2 separate regions of the Homo sapiens genome follow, and region 1 is linked to region 2. Evidence: read pairs that join two places in POLR2A ChIA-PET (ENCODE). Cell type or tissue: CD4-positive, alpha-beta T cell. All regions are shown on one strand. Links, peaks and the distances in the headings refer to the core of each region. The heading gives the core; the rest is flanking DNA.

Evidence for each region. Peaks named below come from ENCODE experiments on the same cell type or tissue, not always from the same donor. Only the 100,000 strongest peaks of a DNase experiment are listed, where the experiment ranks them.
Region 1: POLR2A ChIA-PET joins it to region 2 with 5 read pairs; 19 of 35 experiments call an interaction of 5 or more read pairs at or near these places.

What each region holds. Positions count from the first base shown.
Region 1 is chr12:53,170,622-53,175,989 of GRCh38, forward strand. It overlaps CSAD (cysteine sulfinic acid decarboxylase), which reads right to left. Exons shown (of 17, transcript NM_001244705.2): 3 at 3,107-3,149; 4 at 2,724-2,855; 5 at 1,901-2,027; 6 at 1,725-1,815; 7 at 1,261-1,367; 8 at 705-820. The coding sequence starts at 2,849. Among named protein-coding and RNA genes, the nearest start is that of ZNF740, 7.4 kb to the right of the region's middle. RefSeq lists enhancers at 892-1,391, 4,258-5,193. In CD4-positive, alpha-beta T cell, for the core only: a CTCF peak has its summit at 4,444; a DNase peak (open chromatin) is centred at 4,515.
Region 2 is chr12:53,234,051-53,239,418 of GRCh38, forward strand. No RefSeq gene overlaps it. Among named protein-coding and RNA genes, the nearest start is that of RARG, 4.5 kb to the left of the region's middle. In CD4-positive, alpha-beta T cell, for the core only: no CTCF peak of the experiment used is centred there; DNase peaks (open chromatin) are centred at 391, 1,961 and 2,611; H3K27ac peaks cover 3,234 bases.

The DNA of each region.
Region 1 (5,368 bases), core at 225-5,224, 63 kb before region 2:
CGTGCATACGAATCGCCTGGGTGTCTGGTTAAAATGAAATGCAGGTTCTGGTCCACTAGGTCTGGGGTCTAGGGTGGGGCCCAAGATTCTGCATTTGTTTGTTTTTTTTTTTTTTGGAGACAAGAGTCTCCCTCTGTCACCCAGGCTGGAGTGCAGTGGTGTCATCTCGGCTCACTGCAACTTCCGCCTCCCAGGTTCAAGCAATTCTCGTGCCTCAGCCTCCTAAGCAGCTGGGACTACAGGTGCCCACCACCATGCCTGGCTAATTTTTTGTATTTTAGTAAAGAGGGGGTTTCACTATGTTTCCCAGGGTGGTATCAAACTCCTGAGCTCAGGCAATCCACCCACCTCAGCCTCTCAAAGTGCTGGGATTACAGGCGTGAGTCACCGTGCCCGGCCAGATTCTGCATTTCTAACAAGCCCCAGGTCATACCAATGCTGCTGGTCCACAGACCACACTCTTGAGTAGGAAGAGTATGGACTGTGTCCACTGCACTCACGGCCCCTCCTCTGCCCCCAAACAGAAGGCAATGTGAACAGGAGCAGTTACTTGACCTCCTTGATTGGAAGGAAGCACATCCGCCTGGGGGCAGGCTGGCCTTGGAGGATGTAGGGAGGGCAGGGAGAAGACCTGGAAGGTCTCTACTTAGCTGGCTGGAGATTAGAATCAGGAGCCCAGGGTTGGGCCTGTGCCTCTTCCCCACCTCCTTCGATGTGAATAGGGCCAGGGGCGGCAGTGTGCGGAGGCCCCTCTGCTTGCAATCCGGGTAGCGCTGATAGCGGGCCAGATTTACAGCATACATGTTGGAGATGGAGCCACCTGTCACAGGGAGGGGGCGGTGGCAAGAGGAAGGAGCAGTGGGTCAAGACTGGAGCTTGCCTCCCTTCCCTTTCTACCAGAAGAGCTCATCAAAGAAGCAGGTATGACTGGCTCCCAGGCCACAATTCTCAGGATCATACCATCCCAGAATGGATCCAGGATCAGCAGATCCTCTTGACCACACCTCTCCACATCTGGGGCTGCCCCCAAGAGACAGCCCCCGTCCGGAGATAGCAGGAACTAGACCACTGACCCCAGGGAATGGTGACAAACATGAGCATGAAGGGACCAGGCAGCCGCCTCCCTGGCCTGGCCTGGGTCCAGCTGGAGAGGAATCAAAGAGGAATCATCCCTCCCTGCCAGACACTAGAGCAAGAGAACGGTGGGGGAGGAGGAACTCATAAAAAGGGCAAAGAAAGGTCCTCCTCCTTCTCACAAACCAGGGCAGAAGATTCCGTCCCCAGAGCTCCAGCCCACCAGGGCCCGCAGTTTCCTCAGCACCTCCTCTTCCATGAGCACAAACACGGGGGCGATTTCATATGTGTACCTGCCAGGAGAGAGAACGACGAGAAAGGAGAGATGGGGAGGGACTGCCCAGACAGGCCCTTAAACTGCACAGGAGTCACAAAAAGGAGGCAGTGAAGAGTGAGCAAAGCAACAGTCCAAGGAGAAGAACGAGTTGGTGACAGAACCAGGGAAGCAAGAAAGAGAAAACAGGGGTCAGGAGGCCTGAGAAAGTTTGGAGAAAGTGGGTCCAAAGGATATGAGGAAAAACTCTCTGCCGACAGGGATTCCCAGAAGCAGTAGAGAGAGGGCAGAACCATTCTCCTCCCCTACCCCTCAGGCACCTCTCTAGCAAACCTAAATCCTTTGTGGGATGGTAGAGGGGCCTTGGGATGCTCACTGGCTGGTGTTGAGGCTCTCAGTGATAATGCGCCCGGCCAGAGCATGGGGATCCAACCCAGAGAAGAGCTGGTTGAAGAACCGAGGGTGACCTGGAGAAGGAGAGTAAGCCAGGGAGCTCAGAGTAGAGCTCAGGGCAAACTCCCAAGTCTCCTCCTCACAGAAGCCAGGGCCCACCAGTCTTGACACTGTAGCGAATCACAGCCCGACACCGCTCCAGGATCTGCTTCTGTGACTCGCCCTGGCTCCGCAGCTCCAAATCCAGCAGCTGCTTCAGCTCCTCAGGCTCCTTCCACTCACAGACCTAGGAAGAGAGCCGGGGATGCTGGGGGCCTGGGATGCCTGTGGACTGGCTGTCAAACCACACCTCCACAGACACGAGACACGGCCAACCTGCACTAAAAACAACTTCGGGATATTTCCAAAGCAAAACTCTGAAAATGAACAAGAGTAGTGAACACAGTAAGACCCAGAATGTAAATCCCTGAGGTACCCAGGGGGGCAGGGATGAATTCTGGGGAGAAATCTTATCAAAGGAGGAAAGTTCTGAGCCAGATTTGGAAAGAGAAAGAGAAGGCTTGGGCCAGGCGTGGTAGCTCACGCCTGTAACCTCAGCACTTTGGGAGGCCGAGGCAGGCAGATTACCTGAGGTCAGGAGTTCGAGAGCAGCCTGGCTAACATGGTGAAACCCCGTCTCTACTAAAAATACAAAAATTAGCCGGGCGTGGTGGCACATGCCTGTAATCCCAGCTACTCGGGAGGCTGAGGCAGGAGAGCTGCTTGAGCCCGGGAGACGGAGGTTGCAGTGAGCCAAGATTGTGCCACTGCACTCCAGCCTGGCCGATAGAGCGAGACTCTGTCAAGAAAGAAAGGAAGAAAGGAAAAAAGGAAGGAAGAAAGAAGGAAGGAAGGGGGGGGGAGAAAGAAAAGAAAGGAAAAAAGAAAAGAGAAAAGAAAAGAAAGAAAGCTTGATGGGAAGGAGGAGGAAGAAAGGACTCACCTTCTGGGAGACACTGGTTCCTTTCTGAATGGCCTCATCCACAACAACCCCAAACACGGCCCGGAGCAAGGCTTCCACAGCCACTGGGTCCCCAGCAAGGGAGGGGAGTGCTTCTGAGTCAGCCATCAGGATCTGTGGCAGAGCAGAGTCATTCCCTACTCAGCCTGTCAACCCTTCCCGGACCTACCCAGCAGGAGCCTCCTCTCCCAAACGGGCCTGAGGCCCAAACCCTGCAGCTCAGTCTCGGCCTCCAGTGCACAGACAAGGGCAAGTGAGAGTGCCCAGGGAGAAAACCAGTGGGAACAGGTGGGAGAGAAAAGGCAGTCAGTGCTGAGCAAGTGGACTCTAGTGGCCATTTCCACCTAAGGCAGAGACAAGCTTACCTCTCTGCTCAGGAGAGCCGGAGGCAGGGTGCACAGGTAGCTCCTCAGGACAGCAGGACCAAGATGGCAGAGGAAGTGGGGTGAAAAGTGTACAATTAAGTGTTTTTTTCATAAATTCACAAAGTTGTTGCAACCATCATCACTATCTAACGCCAGAACATTTTCATCACCCAAAAAAAAACCTCAGTAGCAGTCATTTCCCATTCTCCCCTTCCCCGACCCCTGGCAACTACTAATCTACTTTGTTTCTGTAGATTTGTCTAGTCTGGCCATTTCATGTAAAACGGGTCATACAGGCCAGGCGCAGTGGGTCACGCCTGTAATCCCAGCACTTTGGGAGGCCGAGGCGGGCGGATCACGAGGTCAGGAGATCGAGACCATCCTGGCTAACACGGTGAAACCCCGTCTCTACTAAAAATACAAAAAATTAGCCGGGTGTGGTGGCGGGCCCCTGTAGTCCCAGCTAGCTACTCTGGAGGCTGAGGCAGGAGAATGGCGTGAACCCGGGAGGCAGAGCTTGCAGTGAGCAGAGATCGCGCCACTGCACCCCAGCCTAGGCGACAGAGCGAGACTCCATCTCAAAAAAAAAAAAAAGAAAAAAAGAAAATACTGAAAAAGAAGGAAAAAGACTTCAAAATATTCATTTGTGGCTATTTCTGGGTGTTGTTATGGATGATTTTTAAGTTTATTATTTATACACATCTATATTTTTATAACTTTATACAATCATTTCACATTGCTTATGGAATTAAAATAACGGTTCTTTTTAAACAATATAAAAATTGTCCGCGTGTGGTGGCTCACACCTGTAATCCCAGCACTTTGGGATGCTGAGGTGGGTGGATCACCTGAGGTCAGGGGTTTGAGACCAGCCTGGCCAACATGGCGAAACCTCATTTCTACTAAAAAATACACAATTAGCCGGGCGTGGTGGCGGGTGCCTGTAATCCCAGCTACTCAGGAGGCTGAGGCAGGATCCACCTGAACCTGTGAGGCGGAGGTTGCACTGAGCCAAGATGGTACCACTGCACTCCAGCCTGGGCGACAGAGTGGGACTCCATTTCAAAAATATATATATATATGGAGGAATTAAGGGGGTACAAGAATTCTAAAATATACAAATCATCAGGCTCAAGGAATGTCCCTTGCACATCATGTGGTTTCCCAACTCCTCAATCCACTGTTATCAAAGGTCTAATGGAAGGCAAAGGGAGCCACACACTGCTCATCTCTATTACGCAACCCCTCAACCCCCGCTGGCTCTCAGGGAAGGGAATGGGTTCAGTTTGTTCAGCAAACATTGACTGAGTGTTGTCTACTTCTGAGCGCCTGGCTGGCATTACCCTAGGTGCTGCATCTGCCCTGTGGGCTCCAGCTAACAGGCTGGCAAGAGAGACCTGCATGTAAAATAAAGGGAAATTGCCACAAGAGGGAGTTGAGAGGTCACCATGGAAAGGCAGGAAAGTTCAACTGGCCCAGGACAGGCTTCAAGGACAAAACACTAAGGCTCTCCTTAAGGCAATAGAGAGCTGGTGCAGGAAAAGACTCAGCAGGAGTCATTGCAATGCTATTTGAATAAGTGATGGAGTGGGCCTGAGGGAAGAGGGAGTTAGGGAAGGTCACACAGGAGGAGGCCTGCCTGGGGACAAAGGGATCTAGGCAATTGTCTCCTGAAGCGCTCTCAGCCAGGTTTATGGTTAGAAAGCTAAAGTACTCTGTGCTATCTCCCAATCAACAAACCCTAGTGGCTCCACACCCACATTAATAAAGGCACAAACTCTCCTATGTATACAATCTTTTCTCTGCTTCTAGACTGTACTCTCCTGGGTGGAGAGAACTAAGTCTTTTCCTTCATTAAGTAAACTAATAGAAAACAGGGACCCCTCAAATGTTAGTTTCCATCTTCTTGATTGTCCTCTCCCCTCCCCCAGGGACTTGCACAGAGGCATTACATAAACATTTGTTAAATCAATCAATGATTTGCAGGTACTGGAAAAAATGCTGCATTCTACTTACATTTGATTTGCATCAACCAAGAATCTGTAGTAATGATAATAGATTTGCAAAGGGTGTTTTTCCTTCTCATTTATTATCTTATTTGACCTTCACAATAGTATTAGAAATTAGCCTAAATAGGTATTTATTCATTCTTGTTTTCAAGATGAGGATTCTTAGCTGAAAGAAGGTGAACTAATTGTCCAAAATTACAAAGGTGACATGGGAACAAGCCTAGATCACTGACTTTCTGACTTTAGGCTACCT
Region 2 (5,368 bases), core at 265-5,264:
TTGGCCAGGCATTCTGACACAGAACCAGGCACCACCCGTGACACTCTCCTCTCCCTGCTGAGTATCATCTCTCTGAACTCTTCCCTTCTCCTTCTGTAGAGGGGCTTAGGGTTGGTCCCAAAGATCTACAGCTGGAGCTCTGAGACAGTGCATCTAGGTAGCAAATGGGGCCAGGGAAGCCTAAATCGGGGGACAAAACACTTGGGGTAGCCTCTGAAAACAGAGGGAGTCAGAATTCCAACTGTCTCTGCCCTCCCTTTGTCTTGGTTTGTCTGTCTGTCTGCCCGGGTCTTTGTCTCTGGTGGGCGTTTGTCTATCCATCCGTCTTGGTAACTGTAGCTCCTCCCTTCTGGCGGCCTCCTCGTCCCCAGCCGACGACAGCAGCCAAGCAGCGATGCCCAGGAAGACCCGCCCTATGCCGGCCCCTCCCCTTGGGATTGCCACTGCTTCCACCCCCGCCCCCTCTACCGCCCCTCCCCAGGACCCAGTGACTGGGGTCTGTTCACTGCAGCAGTTTGGAAGTCAAACCAAACAGCAGCAGCAGATTGGGGGACAGGGAAGAGGGGCATTGTGAGGGCTTCAGATTCTTCTCCCCACCCTCCACTCCCCAGCTTGCAACAGAGCCAGCTTTCTGTCCAGAGATTCCAGGAGGAGGCTTGGGAAGAGGGCTTCCCACTCTGGAAACTGGTGGAGGGGGCTCCCCTCATTCCTCTTTCCCTTGGGTCATCCCTATTTCTAGGCTTTGCTCTGTTTGTGGCTGCTCTACTTTGTCACCCTGGCAACTTGGAGAAATGATATCTTGGGGGCCCTAGTACCAGGCTTTGTTTGCTCCCCTCATCCCAGAGCAAAGACCAAAAGGAGAGATTATGAGGAGAGGAAAAGGATGCAGATATCTGTCCCACCTGTCCTGAAAGTCATGGGGAAATGACTTATTCAGTGCCCTGATGCTGGGGGGGCGGACAGTGGTGAGGATGAAAATTGCCCCACCCTAATTTTCACCCTCACCCCCTCCCAACCCTCCGGCATCAGGACACTGAATAGGTCATTTCCCCATGCCCAAATCTGGTGGTGTGGGGGATGTCCTATGCCATGCTCAGAGGTGTCTGGCAGATGACTATAGGGGGTGGTGGGGGAGCTGTGTTGCAGCCCCCAAAGACATCATTAAGGCATGGAAGTGCTGTCAGGGCTTGGGGACCAGGGCACCCAGGGAGAGCGTGATGAAAACATGTTTTGTACAACACGTGTCCTCTCTTTTCCCTTCCTCCTCTCCTCTCCCACCTCCTCCCCCTAGGCAAGCTCTGTGCCAGTGCTGGTGCCAGCCCTGCCTCTGGTGCTTGCTCCACTCCATCCCTTGTACTAGGCCTATTCTGCTGCTTGCCAGCTCGTTGACTCTCCTGGTGAGGGAGTTTGTGTGTAGAAGGTCCTTACCAGCCCCAGTGCTGCCCAGATCCCCACATAGAATAAGGACTTAATTTTGAAGCTCAGGATTTTAGGATTAGCCTAAACACCTCTGGGAATTTCTTCCCTGAACAGGCACCATGCATTAATTCAACAAATCTTTATTAGGCATCCACTATGTGATAAGCACTGTGCTAGGTTCTGGGAATACCCAGGTATGGTCCCTGGCAAGTTCACAGTCGGATGGAGTCAGTTGTTAACCAAATAATCCACAAAACTGCAACTAGAATAATCAGTGTGGAGAGGCATGAGGGACCATGAGAATGGAGCAGAGGAGTATTCTCCGCCAAGGAGATCAGGAAAGTCTTCGGAGAAAAAATGAGGGAGATTAGAGAGAAGGAAGGGCAGTGAAATATATGTGCTGCTCAAGAGTATGTGCAAAGGCCCTGGAATTGATGTCCTGGCCCTCAGCCAGTCTGCTCCCCCTGCCCCCAAAAAAGAGGGGCCTTCCATTCCTGTGACGTGCTTGGATTTCAATATGCCAAAAGGGAGGGATGGTAAGTACCTCCTTGTGGTCATAGCAGGACGCTGAGATACCTGAATGCATTCATTTCCTCCAGAAAGGGAAACAGAGACAGAGAGGGAAGACGACTCACAGGCTGAGACTTGAGATTATACTATGGAAAACAAGGCCCCATGCTGGCAAATCCTCCAGGGTGAGGGATTCCTGCATTTGCCCAGCTGGAGCCTCACCAGACAGAAGGCCTTCTCCTCTGAGCCTGCTCTACCATGCCCCCACTCCCCCGATCCAGCCCTGACCTGTCCCACTCCCTGGAGCTAGCACGTCTGCCTCCACAGTTGCCTGGAGTGTGTGTGAGGCGAGTGCTACAGGTGTCTGCCAGCCAGTGTGTGGGTGGATGTAGCTGTCTGTTTTGCACAGAATCTCCATCCAGGGGATACGGGGTTCTCTTTCCCCTGTCCACTGGAGAGCTTCCAATTCCTCCTACCCAGACACAAAAGTTCCAAGTCTCTTCCTTTTGAAAAGGAATTGGGGGCCCCTTGAAAGAGGGAGCAGACCTCTTTGTGACTGTGCCTCCTCTAGAGCCAGCAAAGAGGTCATGGAACCAATGGGGTTAAGTCCCAGCCCTGCTGTGACCCACTTTCCTCCCTGTGCCCACATCCCCTGGGGCCAGAGTGTTGGGTGGGGCCAGCCTGGCACCCCCACACCCACACCTGGGACTTCCCCTGGATGGAAACTCCCAGAACCCAGGCATCCTGCTTCCCCTGCCAACTCCCACCAACTGCCTGGGTTCTATTCAGCTTCAGTTAGATCTCCCTGTCTGCCAGCCTTTGACCAAACTACATCTGTGCTCCAGCCCACCCTTTGGTGTCTGGCTGCCCCTTCTGGTGGACTCCTTTGAAGAAAAGATGTGGAGCTGGGGGAGGGGGCTGTGGAGAAGCCATCTTTTATTGAGCACCTACTATGTGCCATGTATTGTGCTAGACATGTACATTATCTCATCCCCACTTAACAGAGCAGGGAGTAAGAACTGGAGAGGTTAAGTGACTTGCTCAATATTGCACAGCTAGGAAGTGGCACAGCTAAGAGGAGAACCCAGATCTTGGTGGTCCTGAGCTCTCTTCACTATAGCAGCGTTCTTCCACTTCTCTTGCAGCTGCCCACCTCTCTATGGGATGAGAGACTTGAGAAATTCAATTTAATCCAATTCAGCAAACACTGAGTATCTGCTATGTGCCAGGTACTGACAGGTACCAGAAATAAAGAGATCACTGTCCTCGAGGTCTGGTGAGAAAGACGAGCATTTGGAAGTGCTCTAACATCAGCATAATGACCTGAACAAGGTGGCACGGAGCTGAGAAAGAAGCGGTACTTTTATTTCCTCCTTCTGTACAGAGTATATAAATATATTATGAACAGTATACAGAATAAATGGAATAAAGTCAATACCTACTTCATTGCCATCCAGGTCAAAAACTGGAGTATTTCCTATACTTCAGAAGTTCCCCATGCATCCCTTTCACAATTCCCTCAGTCTCCTAAAAACGAACTACAATCCTGACGTTTGTAATAATCGTAAACACAGAAATTACTTGTTTTTCTTTATAGTTTTAGCACCTGTGTATGCCTTCATAAACAATACTGCTCAACTTTGCCTGTTTTTGAAGTTTCTATAAATGGAATGATACTCTATTACTTTTTGCTTCCTACTTATTTTGTTCAACTTGTGAACTATATCCAAGTTGTTACACATAGCTGTCTTCCTATTATTGCATAGTATTCATTGCATGGATATACCACAAGTTATTTTTTTCATTCTACTGTTGGTGAATGTTTGAGTTGTTTTTAGTTTGGACTGTTATAAACAATGTAGCCATGAACATTCTTGTACATGTTTCCCAGTACACAGATGCAGGAGTTTTTCTAGGATATAGAACTAAGAGTTAAACTGTATATACAGGTTCAATTTTATCAGATAGCACCAAATAGATTTCCAAAGTGGCTGTATCAATTATATAAGAAGCAGAACATTTTTTTTCTTTTTTCTTTTTCTTTTTCTTTTTTTTTCCTTTTAGAGAGAGTCTTACTCTGTTGCCAGGGCTGGAGTGCAGTGGTGTGATCTCGGCTCACTGCAAACTCCGCCTCCCGGGTTCAAGCGATTCTCCTGCCTCAGCCTCCCAAGCAGCTGGGATTACAGGTGCCTGCCACTACACCCAGCTAATTTTTTGTATTTTTAGTAGAGACGGGGTTTCACCATGTTGGCCAGGCTGGTCTCGAACTCCTGACCTCGTGATTCACCCACCTTGGCCTCCCAAAGTGCTGGGATTACAGGCATTAGCCACCGTGCCCGGACTTTTTTCTTTTTCTTTTTTGTGAGACAGAGTCTCGCTCTTGTTGCCCAGGCTGGAGTGCAATGGCGCCATCTCGGCTCACTGCAACCTCTGCCTCCCAGGTTCAAGTGATTCGGCCTCAGCCTCCTGAGTAGCTGGGATTACAAGCACCCGCCACCACACCCAGCTAATTTTTGTATTTTTAGTACAGACAGGGGTTTCACCATGTTGGTCAGGCTGGTCTTGAACTCCTGACCTCAGGTGATTTAACTGTAACCGCCTCGGCCTCCCAAAGTGCTGGGATTACAGGCGTGAGCCACTGTGCCCGGCCAAGAAGCAGAACATTCTTTTATTTATTTATTTATTTATTTTTGAGACAGAGTCTTGCTCTGTTGCCCAGGCTGGAGTGCAGTGGCACGATCTCGGCTCACTACAACCTCCACCTCCTGGGTTCACACCATTCTCCTGCCTCAGCCTCCTGAGTAGCTGGGACTACAGGAACCCACCATCACGCCCGGCTAATTTTTTTGTATTTTTAGTAGAGACGGGGTTTCACCGTGTTAGCCAGGATGGTCTCGATCTCCTGACCTTGTGATCTGCCCACCTCAGCCTCCCAAAGCGCTGGGATTACAGGCGTGAGCCATCACGCCTGGCCGAAGCAGAACATTCTAACCAGGAGCAGGCGCAGGGCCAAAAAGACCCACACAATTTCTTGCATAAAACCCTCAGAGGTTTTCCATTTATCTTATTTTTATTTTTTATTATTTATTTATTTTCGAGACAGAGTCTCACTTTGTCACCCACGCAGGAGTGCAGAGGTCCAAACACAGCTCACTGCAGCCTTGACCTCCCAGACTCAAGTGATCCTCCTGCTTAAGCCCCCCAAGTAGCTGGGACTACAAGCATGCGCCATCACGCCCAACTAATTTTTTGTATTTTTTGTAGAGACGGAGGTTTTGCCATGTTGGCCAGGCTGGTTTTGAACTTCTGAGCTCAACCTATCTGCTCACCTTAGCCTCCCAAAGCACTAGGATTACAGGCGTGAGCCACCATGCCAGCCTTTATTTTTAGTTTTAGTATTATCTTTTTTTTTTTTTTTTTTTTTTTTTTTTTTGAGACA